Linked DNA regions of Homo sapiens: region 1 is linked to region 2. A link is a loop called in an ENCODE intact Hi-C map of the cell type or tissue named here. Cell type or tissue: mammary epithelial cell. All regions are shown on one strand. Each heading gives the region's core, and the rest is flanking DNA. Links, peaks and the distances in the headings are about the cores only.

Region 1 (5,381 bases), core at 156-5,155, 430 kb after region 2:
CCTGGGTTCAAGCGATCCTCCCACCTCAGCTTCCCGAGTAGCTGGGATTATGGGAGCAAGCCACCACACCCGGCTAATTTTTGTATTTTTAATAGAGACGGGGTTTCACCATGTTGACCAGGCTGGTCTCGAACTCCTGACCTCAAGCGATTCGCCTGCCTCAGCCTCCCAAAGTGCTGGGATTACAGGCATCAGCCACCACGCCCAGCCTAAATATCTGTTTTATCTGTGAGGAGGGCAAATAAAAACTAGAAACAAAATTGCAGAAGAAATATTTAGCCACCCAAGAGAGCCACTGGCTTCCCACCACTGTAACTCTATCCACTTACATAAAAATAATGTCTTAAATTATACAATGTTCCTATCTAGTTATAAAAATGGCTCCCTTAAGTTCATTATTTAGAAACATTTAGTTGGAGATATTTTGATGTGATTAAATGCAATTAAAAGTTTCCATTAATTTACAATAGCTTTATCCTATTGCAGCAACTCATAAAACCAGATGAAAAAGATTTTGCTGTATAATTCTTAAAAGCTCAACAACCAGAAGTCCTTGTAATGTACTCTGAATTTTAAGTATAAATGTCAATTAGGGCCGGGCGTGGTGATCACGCCTGTAATCCAAGCACTTTGGGAGGCTGAGGCGGGCAGATCACCCGAGGTCGGGAGTTTGAGACCAGCCTGACCAACATGGAGAAACCCTGCCTCTACTATAAATACAAAATTAGTTGGGCGTGGTGGCACATGCCTGTAATCCCAGCTACTTGGGAGGCTGAGGCAGGAGAATCGCTTGAACCCAGGAGGTGGAGGTTGCAGTGAGCCGAGTTCATGCCATTGCACTCCAGCCTGGCCAACAAGAGTGAAACTCTGTCTCAAAAAAAAAAAAGAAAAAAAAAAAAAAAAGTCAATTAGATCATTAAGGAGCCCATTCCTCTACGCTGATCTGTGCTTTTCTACAACCCTCCTTCTCTCCTCCCTTCCTCATTCTTTTCTTTCTTTCCCCAAAGTAGATATAATAATGGAGCTTACCAAGTGCTGGGCACTTTGCTAAATGTTCTGCTCAGACTAACTTACTTGGTCCATTGAACAACTGTTTTATCCCCGTATGACAGATGTGAAAACTGAGGCTTAGAACTCACAAGGGACTTGCTGGAGGTCAGATAGTTATTATTATTATTTTTGAAACCGGATTTCGCTCTGTTGCCAAGGCTGGAGTACAGCAACACGATCATACCTCCCTGCAGCCTCAAACTTCCAGTCTCAAGGGATCCTCCCACCACAGCCTCTGGAGTAGCTAGGAGTACAGATGTGTGCCACCACGCCCAGCTAATTTTTAAAATTTTTTGTTGAGATGGGCTGCAGGGCACAGGGTGGGCGGTCTCACTGTGTTACCCAGGCTGTTCTTGAACTCAAGTGATCCTCCCATCTTGGCCTCCCAAAGTGTTGGGATTACAGGTGTGAGCCACCGTGCCTGGCCAGATAGTTATTAAGTGTAGTGTAGGGGGCCTGGGCACAGTTGCTTATGCCTGTAATTCCAGCACTTTGGGAGGCTGAGGCAGGTGGATCACTTGAGGCCAGGAGTTTGAGACCAGCCTGTACAACATGGCAAAACCCCATCTCTACTAAAAAATATAAAAATTAGCCAGGCGTGGTGGTGCACACCTGTAATCCTAGCTACTTGGGAGGCTGAGGCAGGAGAATCACTTGAACCTGGGGGTTAGAGGTTGCGGTGAGCCAAGATCGTACCACTACACTCCAGCCTGGGGAACAGAGTGAGACTCTGACTCAAAAAAAAAAAAAAAAAAAAAAGAGAAAAGAAAAAAAAGTGGAATGTAGGGTTTGCTTCTACTTTGTAACAAACCACCTTTGCATTCATGGTTTAAAACAATGATTAATTCAACTCATGATTCTGCAGTGAGGCAGTTTGGTGGCTCCTCTAGACTCCATGGGACTTGCTCATGTGTCTTCAGTCCACTGAATCATGGGGCACCCAGGCACCTGGTCCCATGGCATCTGAACAGGGGTCAAAGGCAGCAAGAAGAAGCCACAAACCTTCTTGAGGCCTATACTTGGAACTAGCATAACATCATTTCTGCTACATTCTGGTGGTCAAAGCAAGTCACAAGGCCACACAGATCCCCAGGAGGGGAAAATGAACTCTTGATGGGATGTGCTGCAGTCATACTGCAAAGGTGCATAGATACCGGGACGGAAAATATTGGAGCAACTTTGGCAAACCAGTTGCAACTGGGTTCAAATCCAGGTGTGTCTGGTGCCAAAGCCCTTACCATGTTGAACAACAATTTCAAAGGGGTTTCAGGCATATATAGTCAGAAGGTCCTGTTAAATCATTTATATCCACGGCGTTTCTGGTACTGACTTGGAGAATGACTCTGGAGTGTAGGCTGGTGGTTCTTAACAGTTTTCTAGACCCTTTAAGGCAGATAAGAGGAATCACATGTAGAATCCCAGATTAATTACACTTTCTCTCTACGGAGGGACATCAAGAAGGAATAGACTTTAATTCAAGCAAGGGAATTAAATACAATTTTATTTTTGTCATTAGAGACAATATACTTTTGTTTTACCAAATTTAGGAAATGCAAATAAGCACCAACAAATAACAAATGATAATCACCTGTTATTGCCCCGTGTCTCTCCACGAAAACATCAATACAGGTTGGCACTGGGCCCATGTGTTTTTTACCTCCAGTAGAGGGCGCCATGCACCGCAGCCAAACACCATTTATGTAAGCGGCTGCGGTGGGAAACCTGGAGTAAGGTAACCCACGCCCTACTTGTGTTTTAGCTGCTCTTAAAGACAGTACCTCAGGTAGCTGCCCAGCTGTTCTACCTTGAAACCTGCCTCAGAATGATCTTCAAATTGGTGTCTACAATGAGCTTATACACAAAGCCTGTCCTCGTTCCTCCAAAGACCAGGCAAAAATGCCAGGCTGAGATCACAGGTTCTTGCTTTCCAAACACGTGATCCAAATGGCAAGCCTCTAATTGCCCAGTGCTGTAAATGTGATTATTTGCAGTGGGAATTTATTTATGCCAGAATCAGCTGATTCTTGGCATTGCTAATTTCATTGCTCATTCTTTTATTTTTCAGTCTGATTATAATAATTGCCATACTTTGGATAAAGATCAAGTAGCTTGCTTTCATAATGAACTGCTGTAAATAATGGCCAAATATGGGGCACAACAATTATAGGAAAAGATGTTTCTTGTGGCACAGGTGGCAAAAGCAAGAAATTGAACACAACCTAAGCATTCATAATTAGGGGGCAGTTAAATAAATGATGATACTACCGAGGTGAGGAAGACTATGCAGCTGCTAAGAATAATGCTCAGCTGGGCATGGTGGCTCATGCCTGCAATCCCAGCACTTCAGAAGGAAGCTGAAGCAGGTGGATCGCTTGACTCAGGCATTCAAGACCAGCCTGGGCAACATGGTGAAACCTTGTCTCTACAAAAAATACAAAAATTAGCCAAGTGTGGTGGTGCACACCTGTAGTCCCAGCTACTCAGGACGCTGAGGTGGGAGGATCATCTACCCCAGGAGGTCAAGGCTGCAGTAAGCCATTATCGTGCCACTGCACTCCAGCCTGGGTGACAGAATGAGACGCTGTCTCAAAAGAAAAAAAGAGTAATTCTTGGCCAGGCATGGTGGCTCATGCCTGTAGTTCCAGCACTTTGGGAGGCAAATGCAGGAGGATTGCTTGAGCCCAGGAGTGTGAGACCAGCCTGGACAAAATAGTGAGACTCCATGTCTACAAAAAAAAAAAAAAGAAAGAAAAAGAAAAATTAGCTGGGCATGTTGGTGCATGCCTGTCATCCCAGCTACTTGGGAGCCTGAGGCAGGAGAATCTTTGAGCCCAGGAGCTCAAGGCTGCAGTGAGCTATGATTGCACCATTACACTCCAGCCTGGGTGACAGAACAAAACCCTGTCTCAAAAATAAATAAAGCTGTAGATCTACCTCTATTAACATGAAAAGATTTCCATATTGTCTTACTGAAGCGGAACCTAACACAGAAATTTAAGAGCAAGAAGTTTCCTCTGGGAGACTCAGCCGCAGGTCCTCCAAATGGTCCCACTTCAAGGATGAGGGAACTGTCCAGTGAGGGCTACTCCCGGGAAGTTTAAATTCTTCGGCACTTCTGGCCTGCCACAAAGGCTGGCCAGCCAAGCTTTACTGACCAGAGAAAGTTCTCTGGAAAGGGTCACAGGTACTGGCAGTTAGAAGGTGGACTGGCATGCGTGGACATGCTAAGAATGGGGATGTTTGGGTGGAACGCTGACAGTGTGCTGTGTATGTTAAGAAAAAAAAAAAGAAGGAAAGAAGTAAGGGAGGGAGGAAAAGGTAGGAGAGAGGGAAGGAAAGAGAAGGGAAAAAGAAAGAAATAGCATGTTAGTTAAATTTATGTATTTATTTTTTTCATAGAAAAGAGGCTGAAAGATTGCAGGCCAGGCACAGTAGCTCATGCCTGTAATCCCAGCACTTTGGGAGGCTGAGGTGGGTGGATCACTTGAGGTCAGGAGTTCGAGACCAGCCTGGCCAACATGGCGAAACCCCATCTCTATTAAAAATACAAAAAAATTAGCTGGGCATTGTGGCATGCACCTGTAATCCCAGCTACTTGGGCTGAGGCAGGAGAATCACTTGAACCTGGGAGGCAGAGGTTGCAGTGAGCCTGAGATCGCACCACTGCACTCCAGCCTGGATGAGAGAGTGAGACTCTGTGTGGGCAAAAAAAAAGCTGAAAGATTGCAAAGCAAACTCTGATTAGTAGTTATGGCTTTGGGGGAGAGGAATGGGAGTTGGGGTCATAGGGAGAGGAAGAATCATCATATACTCTGCATGCTTATGTATTGCTAAATTATTTTACAATGAGATTGCATTCATATAATACTCTATAACTAAACAAAAAAACAGAATGAAAAGACTTCATGATATACGTTATAGGTTTGTTATAAAAACAAATCCTCGATCTCTAAGGACAGAAATAGCTTTGCCCTTAGAATATCCTGCTGCACATTTTTGCATGATTAGTAGTTTGACTTCGATTTGGTAAAGGAAAGGTAAACATGGTATTATTATTGATTTTTAAAAATAATATAAGCATACCATTCGGAAAACAGAATAAAATATAAAAGTCATCCATGATAATTGTTGCAATCTTTAGCAACCACTATAATCTTGGTTTCTATTATCAGGGTTTAGTTATGAAATTCCCCATGGTTTTTGTTGAGTGAGGTACTGAAAGGAATATAAATTGGAACAACTTTTTGGAGAACCACTTTGGTAGTATATATATATCTCAAATCATAAAAACAGGCATACCCTCTGACTCAAATTCTACTTAGGGGGATCTG
Region 2 (5,381 bases), core at 124-5,123:
AGGACAAACTTGGAGTGTTCCTCTCCAAGGATGGGCTTCAGATGTCACTGGAGAAGGTGTGGCTACAGCCCATTGGATGGCAAAGAATCTCACCAGGATACCAGGGCCAGAGCTGGTTCGGTCACTGGGCAGGCACCAGGCATGACCTTCCTGAGCACCCGCGCTGCTGGATGGGAGACCATGGAGGGGGCCAAGGAAATCAACCTTCCAGGGCTCAGGCAAGCTGCGGCCAGAGGGCAGGTGTGCGTTGGGAGAGGGAACAGGAGTAGGTATGAAGCCTGGAGTGTGTAATGTCTGCATCAGGAGGGCTGTGACAAAGTGGTCACCAGGCCCTTGGCCAGAGCTGTGAGGTCACTGAGAGACTATGTGCTCTGGGCACACGGTTAGTGTGTGTCCCCCCCACATACCACGTGCAGCAGAATGTACAGTCTGAAAACAAGAAAAAGCAAAACATAGCAAAGGACATCAGGAAGAGAAGCGGCCTGCCTTTGCAATGTCCCTCCAGTGCCCTCTAGTGACAAAAATGACATTGTGTTCACTTTAAGGAGAAATGCCTAAAGCGTGCAGTTGGTTATTGCTCAGCAGGTAATGAAGGGTGAATTTGGATCTGAGAGGCAATAAATTGACAACTGGTACATATGGATATGCAAAGGTCCTAGCATAGCCAAATTAACCTTGCAAAAGAAAAACAAAGCTAGAATAAGACTGTGTTTAATAAGACTGCGTCTCAATTGATTTTCAGTAGAGGTCCCAAAACAATTCAGCACAGAAATGGAAAACATTTCCATCCAATGGTGCAGGAACAACTAGATATTTATAAAGAAAAAAAATTGCAGTTGTGTGTGGTGGCTCACAGCTGTGATCCCAGCACACTGGGATGCTGAGGCAGGAGGATTGTCTAAAGCCAGGAGTTGGAGACCAGCCTGGGCAACACAGGGAGATTCCCATCTCTACTTAAAAATATATAAATAGAAAAAGAAAGTAAAAATGCATTTCAGTCCCTATATTACATTACACTACACTACACACACACACACACACACACACACACACACACACACACACACACGAACTTGAGATGCATCTTAGACCTAAATGCAAATTTAAAATCTATATAAAGCTACTGGAAGTAAACAAGGGGACCATCTTTGTAACCAGGGGAAGGCAAAGTTTTCTTAGATGAGAGCCAGGAAGAAATAATAATAAAAGACACAAAATAAGAAATCAGACTTCACCAAATATAAAGCTTCTCATTAGAAGACACTGTTAAGAAAATAGGCAAGTCACAGAACAGCAGAAAATATTCCTAAATTATACAGACGCAAAGAATTTGTATCCAGAATAAAAGACACCTACAGTCCAATAATAAAAAGACAAACCCAATGAAAATTTGGCAAAAGACTTGAATAGACACTTCACAAAGGAAGATAGACAAATTGGCAATACACACATAGAAAAATGGTCAACATTGTTAGTCATCAGGGAAACACAAATTAAAACCACAATGAGATACCACCACAATAGTTAAAATTAAAAACACTGACAACACCAAATACTGGTGAGGATGCGGAGCAGACAGAATTCTCTCGCACTTCTGGTAGGAATGCAAAGAGAATCACTTTGGGAAAAAGATCTGGCAGTTTCTAATGAAGTTAACCATGCCTCTATTCTTTGATCCAGCGATTCCACTCCTAAGTATTTACACAAGAGAAATGTAAACATATGTCTACAAAAAGACTTGAACATGAAGTTCAACTCATGCTCAACTTTATTCAGAACGGCCCCTAACTGGAAACAATCCAAATCCCCATCAACTGGAGAATGGCTGTGGCCCATCTGTACAATAGAAGGAGGACAGCAATAAAAGAGAAATAACGGGTACACGCAAGAGCATGGATGACTCTCACAGACATTATGCTGAGTGAAAGAGCCCAGACACAAAAGAGTCGTACTGTAGGATTCCATTGATATGGCACACTGGGACAAGCAAAACTAATCCACAGTGAAAAATCAGAACAATTGTTGCCTAGTTGAGGAGTTGTCAGGCAAATGACATTTTTGGAGTGATGAAAACATTCCATATCATGATAGGGCTGTGGGTTACATGAGTATATCTATCGGTCAAGATAAACTGTTAAAATTGTGTGCATTTCACTATATGTAAATTTTATTTTTGAAAAACAACCGTAAAAAATAAGTGGGGAAGAGGTAGGGATTGGCTGGAGGTATGAATATAAACGGAATGGCAGAATGTTAATTGTTAAAGCTAGGTGGTGGGTAGAGGGGGATTTATGATACTATTCTGTTTACTTTGCATAAATTTGAAGTTTTCCATAAAAAAAGTTTTAAAAAACAGAATGGCCACCAGATGTCTCCCTACACTAGCCAAATGGAGCTAGAAGAGCCTTAATCACTAGCAACCTAACATTCAAAACAATGCATTTAGATCAAACAATATTTTAGTGATTTCAGGCTGGGCGTGGTAGGCTCGTGTTTGTAATCCTGGCACTTTGGGAGGCCAAGGCAGGCGGATCACTTGAGCCCAGGAGTTTGAAACCAGCCTGAGTAACATGTTGAAACTCTGTCTCTACTAAAAATATGAAAACTAGCTGGGTGTGGCAGTGCGTGCCTGTAGTCCCAGCTGCTCATGCTGAAGTGGGAGGATCGCATGAACCTCAGAAGGCTGAGGCTGCAATGAGCCATGATTGCACTGCTACACTCCAGCCTAGGCAACAGAGTGAGACATTGTCTTAAAAAAAAAAAAAGAAAAGAAAGAAAGAAAAAAAGAAACATTTTAGTAATCCCAAATATTTCCATGCTGTACCACATATAGCATAGCATAATGATTAAGACGTTGGAACACGAGCATTTCCAAGTTCAAATCCTATCTCTGTTGCTTCCTGGCAGTATAATCTTGGGAGAGTCCCAAGTCTCTTGTTTCATCTCTATAAAACGGAATTATAATTGTACTTACCTCATAGGGTTGTCAGTTTCACCAGAACCATGTAAAGCACATGGAACCCTGCCAGGCACAATTTAAATTTAGTGAGTGCTTGCTTTTGTCATCATTAGTATCAATAATCACGATTATTAGAAATAGAAACATAGTAAAGCAAGTCTGCTGATTAGGAGTCAATGAGCCTCTATTAAATTGGAGGTGGGTTGGTGTCTGAAATAATGTCTGGAGCTGCACCCAGAAATATTACTGCAGTCAGGTTGCTGCAGGTGGAGGATGCAGAGATTAACCAAATTTCTCTCTTAGCCTGGTCCTAAGGATGGGAGGGTGGGGTACTCCTGCAGTCAGCCTAGGAACTGATGTGACTTGAAGCCCAAAGAAATTTGACAAAACCTTGTAGATTAAGGAACATGACAATGATTTTTAACTTGCCAGGGTCAAAGCAGACTCCATTCACTTCAGACTAGAGTTTTGTTTATTGCAATATTTCAGTTCTGACACCTCGATTCCTTTGTTGATTTCCAGTTATCTTTTAAAGGGCGTGAGAAAACGAGAGTGTCCCAATAAGAGTGACATGGACCATCAAAGGGATGAATATTGGGACATAAAGGAGAAGGGTAATCAAGAAGTTGGAGTGATTCAGCCTTGACCAAAAAGATGACTAAGAGACTTATAAAGAGAGCATTAAATCCAGATTAAATAAGAGGGAGGAAATTAAAGAGATCTTCAATTACACCTAAGAAAATTAAATTAAATCAAATTAAGTTACATCTAAGAAAGAACTCCATCTTTGGGGTGATAAAACTGTGGAGGATCCTAACTGTGCATAACCATGGTGCAGGGATCACAGATTCTGCCTGTTACAGGGTTCCAGCAGGTACCATGACTGAGTCAAGCTGCCAGGTGATGGGGACTGGGTTAGACTCAGGAATGAATGGCCATCTCTGGTGTGTAGCTACTGTCTGGCTCCAGCTGGTTGACATCAGGCACAAATATAGGGCCTGTGTTGCCAGAACTTCCGATTATTTAAGTCAGAAGTTTGGAATTACATACCCAGTCCTGTCGTACAATTTACCCTTGCAGGACATTATTTTGCAGCCTCTGCAGCAAGCCACTCTTTGTCTTGGATGGTTTAGACCTGTTGCTCATCTAAAAGCAGGGGATTCAAGGAAACACTCAAACCAGAACCATCATTTTGGAAGTATCATGTACTCAGTGATGATCTGATCATCTTCTACATAATCTAATGCTTGACCCAGTATGTGGAGTCGGGGTGGGGAGATGACAGGGAGGCCACAGTATGTGGAAAGGTGGTGAGATGCCATGGTAGAGGCAGAAATGCCTGCCAGCTATTCCGTGGACTTCCCCACATTTACAAACTCCCTTGCAGTTAGGTGGAGTTGCTTGACTACTTCCGGCCAACTGGCTGTAAATAGAAGTGACATTTGTGTAAGACCCTTCCAGTGTTATTAGAACTTCTTTGATACTGCAATGACTGAGAATTTCTTTTGCTGAATGGACAAGCCACAAGATCAAAACAGCCTGGATTCCTGAGCCATCACATGGAGGAGAGATGTCTTGAAGAGTCATCAACACCCACAGTAGACTTTGTGTACGTAAGAAATAAACTCCTGTTATGGGAAACTTCTGAGTTTTGGGGCTGTTTGTTATTGTAGCTGAAGACTGCTTATCCTGACTAATACACATGCGGAACAGAACTTTTCCACTGGGAGGACAGCAGTTTGAATGTGAGCCACAGTTCTCCCATGTTAAACTTGGCCAGCTGTTTTGGCTACTACCCTAAAGTTCTGGAGGAAGAGTAAGGGCTATTTTTTAAGGGGAGAAGAGGGTAGATGATAAGCCTTGAAGCTGTCATTTTTGAATTTTATTTGAAATGTCAAAATCCTTTGTTCAAGGGAAATGTTATAAGAAACCTTAATATGTAAAATTGAGGAAAGCAGACCTTTCTGATTGAAGTAGGGGGTGAGAGTTTCACTGGGTTGCCCCACAGAAACATGGGAGAGGTTCTGGGGAAAGCTTAGGGCAGAAGAGAGTTTGCAAACCACTGCATAGCCCCCGAGCCTTTATTGCCCAAGCACCATCATTTGAGCACTTCCTTCACATGTATTGTCATTGTCTGTGTACTGCCAGTATTATTTTTTACTTCATCTTTTCTTTATATTTATTTTTTATATATTTATATATTTATTTATATATATCATTATTTTAATTCATATTTTTAAAATATATTTTTCCTGTAAATATATATATATAAAGATATTTTGAAAAGTTCTCATACACAAAACTAACAAAAGTACAACAAACTCAATATACACAGCTTCAACAATGAACGTATGCCTTCCCCTATTCCAGCTGTGTTTCACTACTCCCCCAGCACTGGATTATTTCGAGGTAAATCACAAAA

The links. Hi-C counts contacts between places; a loop is a spot of excess contacts. Peaks named below come from ENCODE experiments on the same cell type or tissue, not always from the same donor. Only the 100,000 strongest peaks of a DNase experiment are listed, where the experiment ranks them.
Region 1: a loop joins it to region 2, with 4 times the contacts of the local background. A loop is called at or near these places in 2 of 110 quality-filtered maps.

What each region holds. Positions count from the first base shown.
Region 1 is chr12:108,948,659-108,954,039 of GRCh38, reverse strand. All of the region lies in intron 6 of SVOP (SV2 related protein), which reads left to right. Among named protein-coding and RNA genes, the nearest start is that of SVOP, 70 kb to the left of the region's middle. In mammary epithelial cell, for the core only: a CTCF peak has its summit at 2,714 (motif pointing right); a DNase peak (open chromatin) is centred at 2,829.
Region 2 is chr12:109,382,684-109,388,064 of GRCh38, reverse strand. All of the region lies in intron 1 of MYO1H (myosin IH), which reads right to left. Among named protein-coding and RNA genes, the nearest start is that of LINC01486, 26 kb to the right of the region's middle. In mammary epithelial cell, for the core only: CTCF peaks have their summits at 516 (motif pointing left) and 2,380 (motif pointing right); a DNase peak (open chromatin) is centred at 2,514.